2 separate regions of the Homo sapiens genome follow, and region 2 is linked to region 1. A link is a contact called in ENCODE Hi-C or POLR2A ChIA-PET data. All regions are on one chromosome and are shown on one strand. The core of a region is the stretch at or near the end of the contact, and the rest is flanking DNA. Distances in the headings are between cores, read along the strand shown.

Region 1 (6,764 bases), core at 2,382-4,881:
CAGGTTCTTGAGCAGGGGCGCGGCCTGAGGAAAACATTACTTTATGAAATACTAATATGCAAGGTGAACTGGAGGCAAAAGCTAGAGGCCAGGACACCAACCATTCCCTCAAGTCCTGTGATATAGGAAGGTGACCTCTAAGAGGTCGCTAATGGAGGATGGTGTGCCTGGAAGGGCCTGGCAGGAAGTTCTGGGGGGCAGACGGTTTGAGCCATGCCAAGATGGAGAAGCATCTCAGACCCTTTAAGGAACTGTCCCTTCAACCAGGCGCGGTGCCTTATGCCTGTAATACCAGCACTTTGGGAGGCTGAAGAGGGCAGATCACCTGAGGTCAGGAGTTTGAGATCAGCCTGGCCAACATGGCGAAACCCCGTCTCTACTAAAAATATAAAAAATTAGCTAGACATGGTGGCGGGCACCTGTAGTCCCAGCTACCAGCTACTTGGAGGGCTGAGGCAGGAGAATAGCTTGAACTCAGGAGGCAGAGGTTACAGTGAGCCAAGATCGCGCCATTGCACTCCAGCCTGGACGACAAGAGCAAAACTCCATCTCAAAAAAAAAGAACTGCATCTCCAGGGCCTGGGCCACCCAGGCATTTCCTGGCCTATTCTGGAGAGGGACAGCTATATAAAGAATCAGCTCCTTGACAACAAAATGGATACCATTTAATAGATGCAGGGGCTAAAAAACACACTGCTTACATTTGTATAGAGTGTACATCATCATGTAAGAAAACACATTCTGCCTTTAGGAATTAAACAGCTGCATTTTGTAAGAGATACATATGTTTGAAACATGTTCATTGACAAAATACTCCAGTCTTTCTGGATTAGTCCTTACTTGGCAATTTGTAACAAGAACTAAAAAACTGGGCTAGAGGCAGTGGCTCACACTTATAACCCCAGCACTTTTAACCCTAGCACTTTGGGAGACCAAGGCAGAAGGATCACTTGAGCCCAGGAGTTCGATAACAGCCTGGGCAACATGGAGAGACCCCATCTCTACGAAAAAATTAATACTTGGCCAGGCATGGTGGCATGTGCCAGTGGTCCCAGCTACATGGGAGGCTGAGGCAGGAGTATCGCTTAAGCCCAGGAGCTCAAGGCTACAGGGAGCCATGATCGTGCCACTGGACTACAGCCTGGACAACAGAGCAAGACACTGTCTCCAAAAAAAAAAAAAGCTAAAAAACTGGCTGAACTCTGTGAGGGGGTAACTTCACTTTAGGAGATGGGCCCCTAGGAAATAAGGAAGTCAGTAATGGCCCAAAGCAGTGTCACTTGGGAACTACCCCAGAGCACAACGGAGGAGAAGGGGCTCAGTTCACTAGGAGGGTTAAGCAGCAGGCACCCACCTGAGCTGCTCAAGTGATCCACATACAAACAGGTTGAGCTGGGGACGGCCTCTACTGAGCGTGCCTATACCCTGGGTGCTGGGACCCTGTGGAGGCAATGGAGTATTATGGGTACAAGTACAGGTCTGGCTTCAGAGTCCCATCCTCCTCTGTAAAATGGAAATGAGGCTGGTCGCGGTGGCTCATGCCTGTAATCCCAGCACTTTGGGAGGCCAAGGGAAATCACTTGAGACCAGAAGTTTGAGACCAGCATGGGCAACATAGCCAGACCTTGTCTCTACAAAAAACCAATTTTTTTAATAAAGAGGGAATGAAATTTGCAGTCAGTGGTAAGCTACCATTACTATAAGCATGACACACACAGGCAATAGTCGCTCTACCCCCACTGCAACTGGGCACAAATATTTTTGGCAGGGTGTGGGGGACGGGTACAGAGAGGCATATGCGTGGCTTCAGGGGCTCCAGTTTCTGAGGCAGTGGTGGGAAATGGGATGCCAGTGTGCCCAACGCCATGTGGAAGACAGTCACCTCCAGCCTGGGAGGAAGACGTGGGGAGAAGTTGATTTGGCCCAGATCTGCCACTCAGATGCCTGCTTTGCAGCAACTCACGCTCCCTGGCTCCATATCACAGCCTGTCATGACCACGGTCCTCTTTGTGCCTCTGGAGATGCCCTAGCCACCTTTCCGGGCAGTCTTAGTCTTGGCATAAATAAATGCTGCTATGGTCTGAATATCTGTGTCTCCCCCAAAATTCATCACCTCAAGGTGAAGGTATTAGAAGGTGAAGTCTTTGGAAGATGATGAGGTCGTGATGGTGGGCCTTTTGAATGGATTTAGTGCCCTTATAAAAGAGACCCCAGAGAGATCCCTCACCCCTCCTGCCTCTGAGGCTACAGGGAAAAGACAGCCGCCTAGGACAAGGGCCCACACCAGACACCAAATCTGTCAGCGCCTTGATCTTGGTCTTCCCAGGCTCTAGAACAATACACTTCTGTTGTTTACAAGCCTCCCAGTCTATACAACTTTCTTTTTTTTTTTTTTTGAGACGGGGTCTCGCTGTGTCGCCCATGCTGGAGTGCAGTGGCACAATCTCAGCTCACTACAACCTCTGCCTCCCAAGTTCCAGCAATTCTCCTGTCTCAGCCTCCTGAGTAGCTGAGACTACAGGTGCACACCACCACGCCCAGCTAATTTTTTATTTTTAGTAGAAATGGGGTTTCACCATGTTGGCCCAGCTGGTCTCGAACTCTTGACCTCAAGTAATCCATCTGTCTCGGCCTCCCAAAGTGCTGGGATTACAGGCATGAGCCACCACGCCCAGCCGGATTTTCTTATGGCAGCCCAAACAGACTAAGACAAATCCCATTTCTCCTGAGGTCAGCCAAACAAGGTTAGACTACTCCCCAGAAGAATGTTCCTACAAAATGAGAGAGGAGCCCTGGCGCAGTGGCTCATGTCTGTAATCCCAGCACTGTGGGAGGTTGAAGTGGGAGGATCACATGAGTCCAGGAGTTCAAGACCAGCCTGGGAAACAAAGTGAGAACCCATCACTATTAAAAATAAAAATTAGCAGGGCACAGTGGTGCACACCTGTGGTCCAGCTACACGAGAGGCTGAGGCAGGAGGATTAATTGAACCTAGGAGGTCAAGGCTGCAGTGAGTCATGTACTCCAGCCAGGGTGACAGAGTGAGATCCTGTCTCAGAAGAAGAAAAAGAAGGAGAAGGAATTAGAGGAGAAAGAAGAAGGAGAAGAAAACTAGAGAGGAAACAGAACTAAGAAATTGAAATGCAGGCCAGGCACGGTGGCTCACACCTGTAATCCCAGCACTTTGGGAGGCCGAGGTGGGCGGATCACCTGAGGTCAGGAGTTCCAGACCAGCCTGGCCAACATGGCAAAACCCCATCTCTACTAAAAATACCAGAAAAAAAATTAGTTGGGTGTGGTGGCGGGCGCCTGTTACCCCAGCTACTTGGGAGCCTGAGGCAGGAGAATTGCTTGAACCCTGGAGGCAGAGGTTGCAGTGAGCCGAGATCGCACCACTGCACTCCAGCCTGGGCGACAGAGGGAGACTCTGTCTCAGAAAAAAAAAAAAAAAGAGAGAGAGAGAGAGAGAGATAAATTGAAATGCAGCCACCTGGAAATATGAGGGTTTCCCAAGGCCTAGAATATTTGATATGAATCTGCCCAGAGTAGACTGGCAGCCTCCCAAAGCCTCCTCCTCACCTCCTCCTCATCTGTACCCACTGGCTTGGCAAGAAGCCCTCCCTTCCAAAACCTGTTTCCTCTGGCCTTGAGCAGTAGCAGCCCTGCCCCTAGATCTTGGCAGGACCAGTGTGTTCTGCTTGAGCTCTTGAAGAGGAAGAGAGTCCTCCCCAGAAAGTCCTCTTTGGGCCCTTGACCCTCCCTCAGAGATAATAAGACCTGCCAGGCAGAATTCTTGTGAGGATTAGATATTGAGCTTGAATTAGATTAGAGCTTGAATATACACATACAATCTTTGGAAGGACCCATAAGAACCAGGCATCAGTAACTGTCTTTGGATAGATGAATGGAGGCCTAGGGAATGAGAAGTAGAGGAAGCCACTTTTCACTATAAACCAATCTCTCTCTATTGAATGTTTTTACTGTATGCACATATTACCTATTTGAAATTGAAAGCACAATGCCATTTATATTAGCACCCTAAAAATAAAATTCTTCACTATAAATCTAACAAAATATGTACAAGATCTGTATGAGGAGTACTATACAACCCTGATGAAAGAAAGCAAAGATCTAAATAAATGGAGAGATATTCCATGTTCATGGATAGGATGATTCAATATTGTTAAGATGGTTGTTCTCCCCAACTTTGTAGATTCAATGCAACACAATAAAAATCCCAGAAAGTTATTTTGTAATATCTACAAGTTGATTCTAAAGTTTACACAGAGTAGCAAAAGACCTAGAAGGACAACACAAAAAAGAAGAATGGAATTAGAGAACTGACACTCCCTGACTTCAAGACTTACTTAAAGCTATAGCAATCAAGATAGTGTGGTATTGGTGAAAGAACAGACAAATAGATCAGTGGAACAATAGGGAACCAAGAATAGACTCACACAAATATAGTCAACTGATCTTTGACAAAGGAGCAAAGGCAATTCAATGGAAAAAGGATAGTCTTTCCAACAAATGGTGCTGGAATGATTGATCATCCACCTGCAAGAAAAAAATCTAGATATTGCCAGGTACACTAGCTCACACCTCTGATCCTAGTGCTCCAAGAAGCTAAAGCAGGAGGATTGCTTGAGGGCAGGAGTCTGAGATCAGGCTGGGCAACACAGCAAGACCCCATCACCACAAAAAAAGAAAAAATACAAAAAAAATAGCCCAGCATGGTGGCATGCACCTGTAGTCCCAGCTACTCGGGAGGCTGAGGTGGGAGGATCACTTGAGCCCAGAGTTCAAGACTGCTATGAGCCACAATCATGCCACTGCACTCCAGCCTTGACAACAGAGTGAGATCCTGTCTCAAAAAATAACAACAACAACAACAAACTAGGTACTAAGAAATCTTGATTCTAAGGTCTGACCTTAGACCTTAGACCTTTCACAAAAATTTATTCAAAATGAAACTTGAACCTAAACATAAAATGCAAAACTATAAAACTTCTAGAAGATAACATAGGAAGAAAATCTAGCTGATCTTGGGTTTGGTGATGTTTTTCTATATATCAAAAGCACGATCCTTGAAATAAAAAATTGACATTAGACTTTATTAAAATTAAAAGCTTCTGCTCTGCAAAAGACACTATTGCTAGGAAAAATGATAAAATATTTGCAAAAGACATATTGATAAAGACCTTGTATCTAAAATATACAAAGAACTCTTAAAACTCAACAATAAGAAAACAAACAACCCAGTTAAAAAATGGACAATAGGGCCAGGCGCAGTAGCTCATGCCTGTAATCCCAGCACTTTAGGGGGCTGACACAGGAGGATCGCCTGAGGCCAGCAGTTCGAGACCAGCCTGGCCAATATGGTGAAACCCCGTCTCTATTTATTAAAAAAAGAAAAAGAATAAAACTGTGTTTTTAAGAAAAATTTAAAAAATAGGGCCGGCACGGTGGCTCACGCCTGTAATCCCAGTACTTTGGGAGGCCGAGGCGGGCAGATCATTAAGTCAGGAGTTCAAGACCAGCCTGACCAACATGCTGAAACCCCGTCTCTACTAAAAATACAAAAATTAGCTGGGCATGGTGGCATGTGCCTGTAATCCCAGCTACTCAGGAGGCTGAGGCAGGAGAATCGCTTGCACCCAGGAGGCAGAGGCTGCAGTGAGCCCAGATCGCGCCACTGTACTCCAGCCTGGACGACAGAGTGAGACTCCATCTCAAAAAAAGAAAAAGAAAAAATAAACCAATAAATAAATAAATAAAACTGCTTTGTAAAAGTCTACTGATTTTTTTTAAGGAAGTTTAAAAGCTATTTTTAAAATAATTATTCAGCAACTGGTATAGGCTTTGCAGGCAGACAGCCCAGGATTCAAGTCTCAGAACCCTGAGCCTGCCAAGCTTCCTCCTCTGGGGATTACAGCCACACCTTCCAGGGTTGGGTTAAGGGTCCCAGAACCCACAGCAGCATGAGAGTCAAAAGTTATGTTGCTACCTGATTCTCATGGGCAGAGAGAGGAGGGGCCTTCTATTACACCTCAGGAGGCGGTCAGGGTGGGGTGCACTGGGGAGAAGAACGAGGGCGAGTAGAACAGGAGGCACCCGCTCCAGTGACATCATCCAACAAAGGTTTCCTGCCTGTGACAAGACACTGGAAAGTGCCTGGCCCCAGCCCAGCCTCAGCCGGGCCAGCAGGTCTGCTGGCCTTTATGCATTGTATGGCTTTAGTGGGGCCTGGGAAGCCAGGAGGAGGGCTATGGAGTGACCCAGTATGGTAGAGACAAGAATGAACCTGGAGCAGGTGGTGGGGGGAGTAGAAGGACCACCACCTCCCCGCCGCCCCCATGCCCCTTCCCACTGTGGAACCCTGGAGGAGACCCTAAGCAGCTTCTTCATCACTACCTAGTACTACCAGGGCCCCCACCCAGGACAGTGGTGAGAAGAGAAAGATCAAATGCACTTTGCTCCTCCAAGCAGCAAGGAGCACAAACACCACTGCCGTTGGCCCCAGCCTGGCCCCAGCCCAGCCCCAGCACCGAGCCTCAGGGCAACAGCAGGGGGAAGGGAGAAGCCAGGCTCCTAGGCATGACTTAACCTCTCTGATCCTCAGTTTCCTCATCTGCAGTATGGGAATATCAGCTGCACGTCACCAGCTGGGCCCTGTAAGAATCCGGGGAGATGGTGCCTGTATAGGGCTGAGCACCCTGCCTGGCACAGAGGTAAATGACAGCTCCCTGTGCCTCCATACAAGG
Region 2 (6,877 bases), core at 2,483-4,982, 52 kb before region 1:
GCTGCCTCCACCCACCCAGAGAAACAGGTTAACAAACAGGGACCAGGCAGGGACAGCACAGCCCCAACCTCAAGGCCACTGTCCCCCACATGCTCTGCACACCAGGAACCCCACAGCCAGTGCCACCCCTGACCTTGGTCAGGAGACCCACCCTGCCCTTGTCTTAGCCCAGAGGTAAGAACCCACAACACAGGCTGGGCACGGAGGCTCACACCTGTAATCCCAGCACTTTGGAAGGCCGAGGTGGGCGGATCACCTGAGGTCAGGAGTTCAAGACCAGTCTGGCCAACATGGTGAAACCCCATCGCTACTAAAAATACAAAAATTAGCCAGGCGCAGTGGCAGGTGCCTGTAGTCCCAGCTACTCGGGAGGCTGAGACACAAGAATCATCTGAACCCAAGAGGCAGAGGATGCAGTGAGCTGAGATCGTGCCGCAGCACTCCAGCCTGGGTGACAGAGTGAGACTCCGTCTCAAAAAATAAAAATAAAAATAAAATAATAAAACAACCTGCAAGACAGAGAGGAGGCTTAAGAAAGATCTGTGTGAGTACGGTACTCCCTTCCTGGTTCCCTGGCCCTGGGTTGACCCTATGTGCAGTGACAAGTGAGGCTTGTCACCCCCAGCCCCGGGGACCAAATCTGAACCTGTGCAGTGGGTTAAATAGCATCTCCTCCAAATCCACATTCACCCGAACCCGAGTGTGACCTTGTTTGGAAATGGGGTCTTTGTGAAGTAGGAGGTAGGACCGACTCCAGAGGCAGAGCCCTGACACTGGACCAAACTGAGGACTAGTGAAAACAGGGGTGGACGGGGCAGAAGCAGCATTCCAAAAGACATGCTCAGCAGTGTGCCATGTCAGTTTACCATTGCCATGGCAACGCCTGGGAGTTACCACCGCTTTCCATAGCAATGACCCAATGTCCCAAAAGTTACTACCCCTTCCCTAGAAATGTCTGCATAAACTGCCCCTTAATCTGCATGCAATTAAAGGTGGGTATAAATATGACTGCAAAAGGCCCCGAGCTGCTCCTCAGTACGCTTCCTCTGGCACAGCCCTGCTCTGCAGGAGCTGGCACAGAGCTATAACATCTCTTCAGTAAAGCTGTTTTCTTCTACCACCAGCTTGCCTTGAATTCTCTCCTAGGGAAAGCCAAGAACCCTCGCAGGCTAAGCCCCCTTGGGGGCTCGCCTGTCCTGTGCCACTTACAGGCATTATTAAATGAAGGATGTCAAGATTAGGCCATCCTGGATTTAGGCAGTTCCCTAAATCCAGTGACTAGTGTCCTAGGAAGAAGAGGAGAGGACATAGAGACACACAAAGGGAAAGGCCACGCAAAGACAAAGGGAGATCTGAGTGACTAGGCCACAAGCCAAGGAAGCCAGGAGCCACCAGGAGCTGGAAGAGGCAAGGGAGGCTCCTTCTCGGCACCTTTAGAGGGAACGCAGCCCTGCAGGCACCCTGATCTCACACTTCCGGTCTCCAGAACTGTGAGACGACACATTCCTGTTGCTCTAAGCCACCCGAAGCTTTCTAATTGGTTATGGCAGCCCAACTTCCTCAGCACCCCAGCCCCTGGGCACCAGCCCCCACCTCAATCTGCTGCTCTCCCTCTCCCTCATCCCCCAGCCAGTCTTTGCCTGGTCCTAAGACCCACCCCTCCTGGAGCTTTTTCCCCTCTCCCTTGCTTTTCTTTCTCTCTTTTTCTTTTCTCCTTTTTTTTTTTTTTTTTTTTTTTAAAGACAGGGTCTCACCCTGTTGCCCAGGCTGCAGTGCAGTGATGCGATCCTTGCTACTGCAGCCTCAACCTCCTGGGCTCAAGTGATCCTCCCACCTCAGCCTCCTGAGTAGCTGGGATTACAGATGTATGCCACCACACCTGGCTAATTTTCCTTTTTTTAGAGATGGAGTCTCGCTATGCTGCCCAGCCTGGTTTCAAACTCCTGGCCTCAAGCCGTCCTCCTGCCTTGGCCTCCCACAGTGCTGGGATCACGGGCGTGAGCCACCAGCCCAGCATCCCTTGCCTTTCATTCGCACCTCCACCTCCAGAATGACCCTCATTCCCTCCTGCACAGACGGTGACAGCAGTAACTCCTACAAACACCACCAGACTGATCTTCAAGAGCAGAGGAACTCCCAATCACGATTCCACCCCCGCCGGGCTCTCAAATCCTCCAGGGCTGCCTGCTATGGGGAGGGAGGCACACTTTGCTTGGCTCTCAAGGCCTCAGCCAGCCGGGTCCAAACCAGCTCCCAGCCTGGCCTCACCATCCCACCGCCAAACCTTTGCTCACACTGGCCCCTCTTCCTGGAACATGGGCCTCATGACCCCAGGTCTACCTGTGTGACCACCACCCCACCTTCTAGACCATTTCCAGTAGCCCCTCCCCCATGCTGCACCCCTGCTTCTCATGACCTAGGGGTTTCCAGAACATTGGGTCCAGCTGGGTCCTTCCACCCATCCTTAATGTCCCAACCCTTTGTTGTATATTTCCACAAGGGCCAGGGTGGACCCAACTCTTCTTTCAATCCCTCGCAGGCTCATACCCCAAACCTCCAACAGTTCCTGAGCACTCAACCCTGTGCCAGGCGTTGGAGACAGAGGCACGAGACAGCAAGGTCCTTGTTGTCATGGCAGTGACTCTGCAGTGGGCACGTGGGAGGCACCGGAAAAATGTGTTGAATTTGAGTCAATTGAACTGGATCTTGGAGACTGAGGGGATCTTGGTCTGGCCTCCCAGCCAGCAGGCATAAGAGGCTTCCAGATCCTTTTTTTCCTTTCTGTCCTCATTTCAACTTATTTTTCTTTTTACCAACAGTGTTATCTTTCTGCTTTTTAATTCTGTTCTGTTATGGAGGGAGGGTTGGAGGGGAACAGGCTGCCTTCTCCAGGCATCTGGCTGCTCTTCTGCCGTGGGTCTTGGGTCCCTAGACACTTTCACCAGCCCCTGCCCCCCTCCACCGGCCATACCCAGGACTGGGCCGCTGCTGCCCGCCCGGGGCTCCCCAACACCCACAAGCCTGGAAAGGTGAGATGCTGCCACCTACCCCCAGTGCCTGCCCCGACCTAAGACCACCCTGAGGACCATGCCCACCCAGCCAGAACTGCCCACCCAGCTTGCCCGTCGGAGCCCGAAGTGAGCGGCAGACAGGGCAGACGGCGGCCGTGGGAATCTCAGAGGGTGTCTGCAGTCCGGCTGGGAAGCATCGCAACTTCTCACCAGCAAGAATGCCCTGGTTGCTATGGTTACGGCAGATCCTGGATCTAGGCCAAGGCCTCCCAATGCAGGTCCCTAGGGACCCCCCAGTACTCACAGCGCAGCCAGGTGAAGCCCCGGGGCATGGTGGTGTTCCTCGTCCCCCTGAGAGCTCAGGCGCCGTCCCCAGCAGTGTGTCCACAGAGGCCTAAGCACGGCCTACATGGCCTCGGGGCAGCAGAGGTGGTCACTCAGTCAGGGAAGGGCTGGCCCTGGAGGAGTGGCTGGGCTGCGGGAGTGAGCAGGTGCCCCAAGGGCAGCAGCTGCCCTTATCTGCCCGGCAGCGTGGAGGACAGCCGGGGGGCGGTGGCCGCAAGTCCCATGGCAGCCCAGAAGCAGGTCTGAGCCGGTGGCTTGGGGGTCTTTCGGGGTCTTCCTTTCCAAGGAGCAGGAGGAGAGAGTCCCTGGCAGGCCCCTCGGAATCTGGGGCTGGGTGACGCTTTCTCTGATTTCTCCGACTGCAGCTGCTCAGTGTGAAATCTGGCTCTAGGAAGAGAAAGGAGGAGAGAAACTGATTATGTAAGAGCAGCGCTGCCACTCAGCCATCAGCCACAGCGCACACCGCACCCACGGCCTGCACAGGACCACCCGGCCCTGGCAGCTGGACACGGCTCACGTGAGAAATGACTTCAGGATGTCCGAACGGCCCTGGCCCATGAGTGAGTTATGATGACACCAGCTGGCAGCCTGGGGCCTGAACAAAAGCAGGACCAAGGAATGAACAGGTGGTTTGAGTTCACACATCGAGAGCCATGGTAGAGTCCATGAATGACTCAGGCTAAAGGACAGGTTAAAAAAGCAGACGAGCTCCCACTCCGAAAACAAGCCGGACGCAATGGCTCATGCTTGTAATCCCAGCACTTTGGGAGGCCAAGGTGGGAGGATTGCGTGAGCCCAGGAGTTCGAGACCAGCCTGGTCAGCATAGTAAGACCTCAGTTCTATTAATAAAAAAAAAATTAAGAAAAAAAAAATTTTTTTGAGACGGAGTCTCAGACTCTGTCATCCAGGCTGTAGTGCAGTGGCGTGATTTTGGCTCACTGCAGCCTCCACCTCCAGGGTTCAAGCAATTCTCCTGCTTCAGCCTCCCAAGTAGCTGGGATTACAGATGTGCACTACCATGCCTGGCTAATTTTTGTATTTTTAGTAGAGATGGGGTTTCACCATGTTGGCCAGGCTAGTCTCAAACTCCTGGACTCAAGTGATCTGCTGTCTTGGCCTCCCAAAGTGCTGGGATTACAGGCGTGAGCCACCGCACCCGGCCAGGACTAAGGTCTTTACATTCACTGAATCTCTCACAACAATCTCATGGAAGTGCAAAATCTCAGTTTATCAATGAGGAAACTGAGGCCCAGAAAGGTTAAGACACTTGTCCAAGGTCATACGGCTTGTAAGAAGTGTGACAGGAATTCAAACCCTGTGGGCTGGTGGCTGCTCCCAAAATTCGACAACCACACAGGGCTCAGCGTGTGTGCGTGGTCCTCCCATCTGCCCCTCTGGACTCTGCAAGGTCTGGACCATTGTGTCTGCTCTGCAGATCAGGCTGGAATTCCGTCTCTGATTTAGTTCTCTTCCATCCCCTCGCCTCCTCCCTGTCTCCCCTCTGGTGGGGGAAAATGGCTACAGAGTGACACCATCGGGGGAGAGCAGGTATGACTTGGGCATCTTCTTCATTGTGTGATCCATGGTGTCACCAAAGAATGCTGGCCCTTACCCTAAGAGGTGCCCAGCAGGCAGGCAGGGCCTTATAGAGAGAACACGGGTTGTTCAAGTTAATCCCTTATGCAGTCACCCTGAATCTCAGCCCCAGTCGCTGCCTGCTGCTGCTCCTCTTTTCCTTGTCCTTCCTCCTTTTCCTCCTTCCTCTTCCTCCTTCTCTTCCTCCTCCTCCTTCCTCGTCTTCCTCCTTCCTCCCTCTTCTTCCTCCTCTTTCCCCCTCCTCCTTCCTACTCTTCCCTCTTCCTTTCTCCTTCCTTCTCTTCCTCCTTCCTCGTCCTCCTTCCTTTTTCCTTCTCCTCCTTCCTCCTCTTCCTCTTCTTCCTCCTTCCTCCTACTCCCTTTCTCTTCCTCCTTCCTCCTCCTCTTCCTCCTTCCTCCTCTTCCTCCTTCCTCCTCCTTCTCCTCCCTCCTCTTCCTCCTTCCTCTTCCACCTCCTTCCTCTTCCTACTTCCTCCTCTTCCTCCTCTTCCCTCCTTCCTCTTCCTCCTTCCTCCTCCCTTCCTCCTTTTCATTCCTCCTCCCTCCTCCTTTTCCTCCCTCCTCCCTCCTCCTTTTCCTCCCTCCTCCCTCCTCCTCTTCCTCTTCCCCCTCCCCCTCCTCCTCCCCCTCCTCCTCCTCCTCACCCTGGCAATTCCCCTGCTGTTACAGCATCACTACAAACACTAACGTATCTAGAACATTTAGTTGTCATTAGTTTGGGGATTTTTTTCAGGTTTATTGAGGGCTAATTTACATATACTACATTTTACCCTTTTCAGTATACATTTCTAAAAGTTTTTAGCACATTTATAGAGCTGTGTAATTACTATAATAATCAAGATACAAAACATTTCCATCTACCCAAAAAATTCATTCCTTTATAGTGGAAGTTGTCTAAACAAACTGAAACAAGGTAGAATAGTATAACAGACCCCCATATAGCAGTTACTCAGATTCAAAAATTGTCAATCTGGCTGGGTGCAGTGTCTCACACCTGTAATCCCAGCACTTTGGGAGGCCGAGGCGGGTGAATCAGTTGAGGCAGAATAAACTCCAAGGAGAAGGGGAAAAAACAACTTCAAATACCAATAGAAAAACAAAAAAGTTATTTCCACAGAGTTGTCCATAAAAGGTCAGGACTTTGAGACCAGCCTGGCCAACATGGTGAAACCCTGTCTCTACTAAAAATACAAAAATTAGCCAGGTGTGGTGGTGCATGCCTGTAATCCCAGCTACTCAGGAGGCTGAGGCAGCAGAATCACTGGAACCCAGGAGGCGGAGGTTGCAGTGAGCCAAGATTGCTCCACTGCCCTCCAGTCGGGGCAACAGAGCGAGATTCTGTCTCAAAACAAAAGAAAAAAATGATCACTCTTCTGTCATTCCAGCTTCACTCATCCCCCAATTTTTTTTTCCAGGAATATTTTAAAGCAAATCTCAAACATGCCATTTCACCAGCATGTAGGGATTTTTAAAATATATAATCACAATATTGTCATCACACAACCCTCAAATTAATAACTCTTTAATATGATTTCATATAGAATCCACGTTCAATTTTCCCTGGTTATTTTTTAAATCTCTGATGTGCATCTTAAGTCTTTTTTCTTTTTAAAAATCAATATATAATTTGCATGCCATAAAATTTACCATTTTAAAGTGTACAGGCTGCGTGTGATGGCTCACACTTGTAATCCCAGCACCTTGGGAGGCCAAGGCCGGGGGATCGCTTCAGCCCAGGGCTTTGAGACCAGCCCGGGCAACATAGTGAGAACCCGTATCTACCAACAAAAATTTTTTTAATTAGGTGGGTGTAGTGGCACGGGCCTGTGGTCCCAGCTACTTGGGAGGCTGAGATGGGAGGATCACTTGAGCCAGGGAGGTCAAGGCTGCAGTGAACCATGATCACGCCACTGCACTCCAGCAT

What was found. Hi-C counts contacts between places; a loop is a spot of excess contacts on that map. ChIA-PET counts read pairs that join two places held with the same protein, here RNA polymerase II (POLR2A). Pooled maps may share reads with other maps.
Region 2: a loop to region 1 is called in a map of Panc1, with 2.1 times the contacts of the local background. The contact joins the promoter of IL34 here to the enhancer-like site in region 1. A Hi-C loop is called at or near these places in 17 of 168 maps with a recorded cell type or tissue (Calu3, HUES64, IMR-90 and 13 more), 2 of 37 single-sample maps with no recorded cell type and 7 of 50 pooled maps. POLR2A ChIA-PET finds 5 or more read pairs at or near these places in 5 of 52 experiments (PC-3, Panc1, WTC11 and 2 more).

Annotation. Positions count from the first base shown.
Region 1 is chr16:70,591,643-70,598,406 of GRCh38, reverse strand. It overlaps a transcript of IL34 not described here. Among named protein-coding and RNA genes, the nearest start is that of IL34, 52 kb to the left of the region's middle. Within about 2 kb of position 3,631, at least 7 of the 41 ENCODE cell types and tissues checked have a DNase peak (open chromatin) inside an H3K27ac peak, as active enhancers do; they include ascending aorta, spleen and thyroid gland, where a contact is called at or near this core.
Region 2 is chr16:70,643,414-70,650,290 of GRCh38, reverse strand. IL34 (interleukin 34) reads right to left here and starts at 3,732. Exons shown (of 6, transcript NM_001393494.1): 1 at 3,316-3,732. The coding sequence starts at 3,343. RefSeq lists an enhancer at 1-500.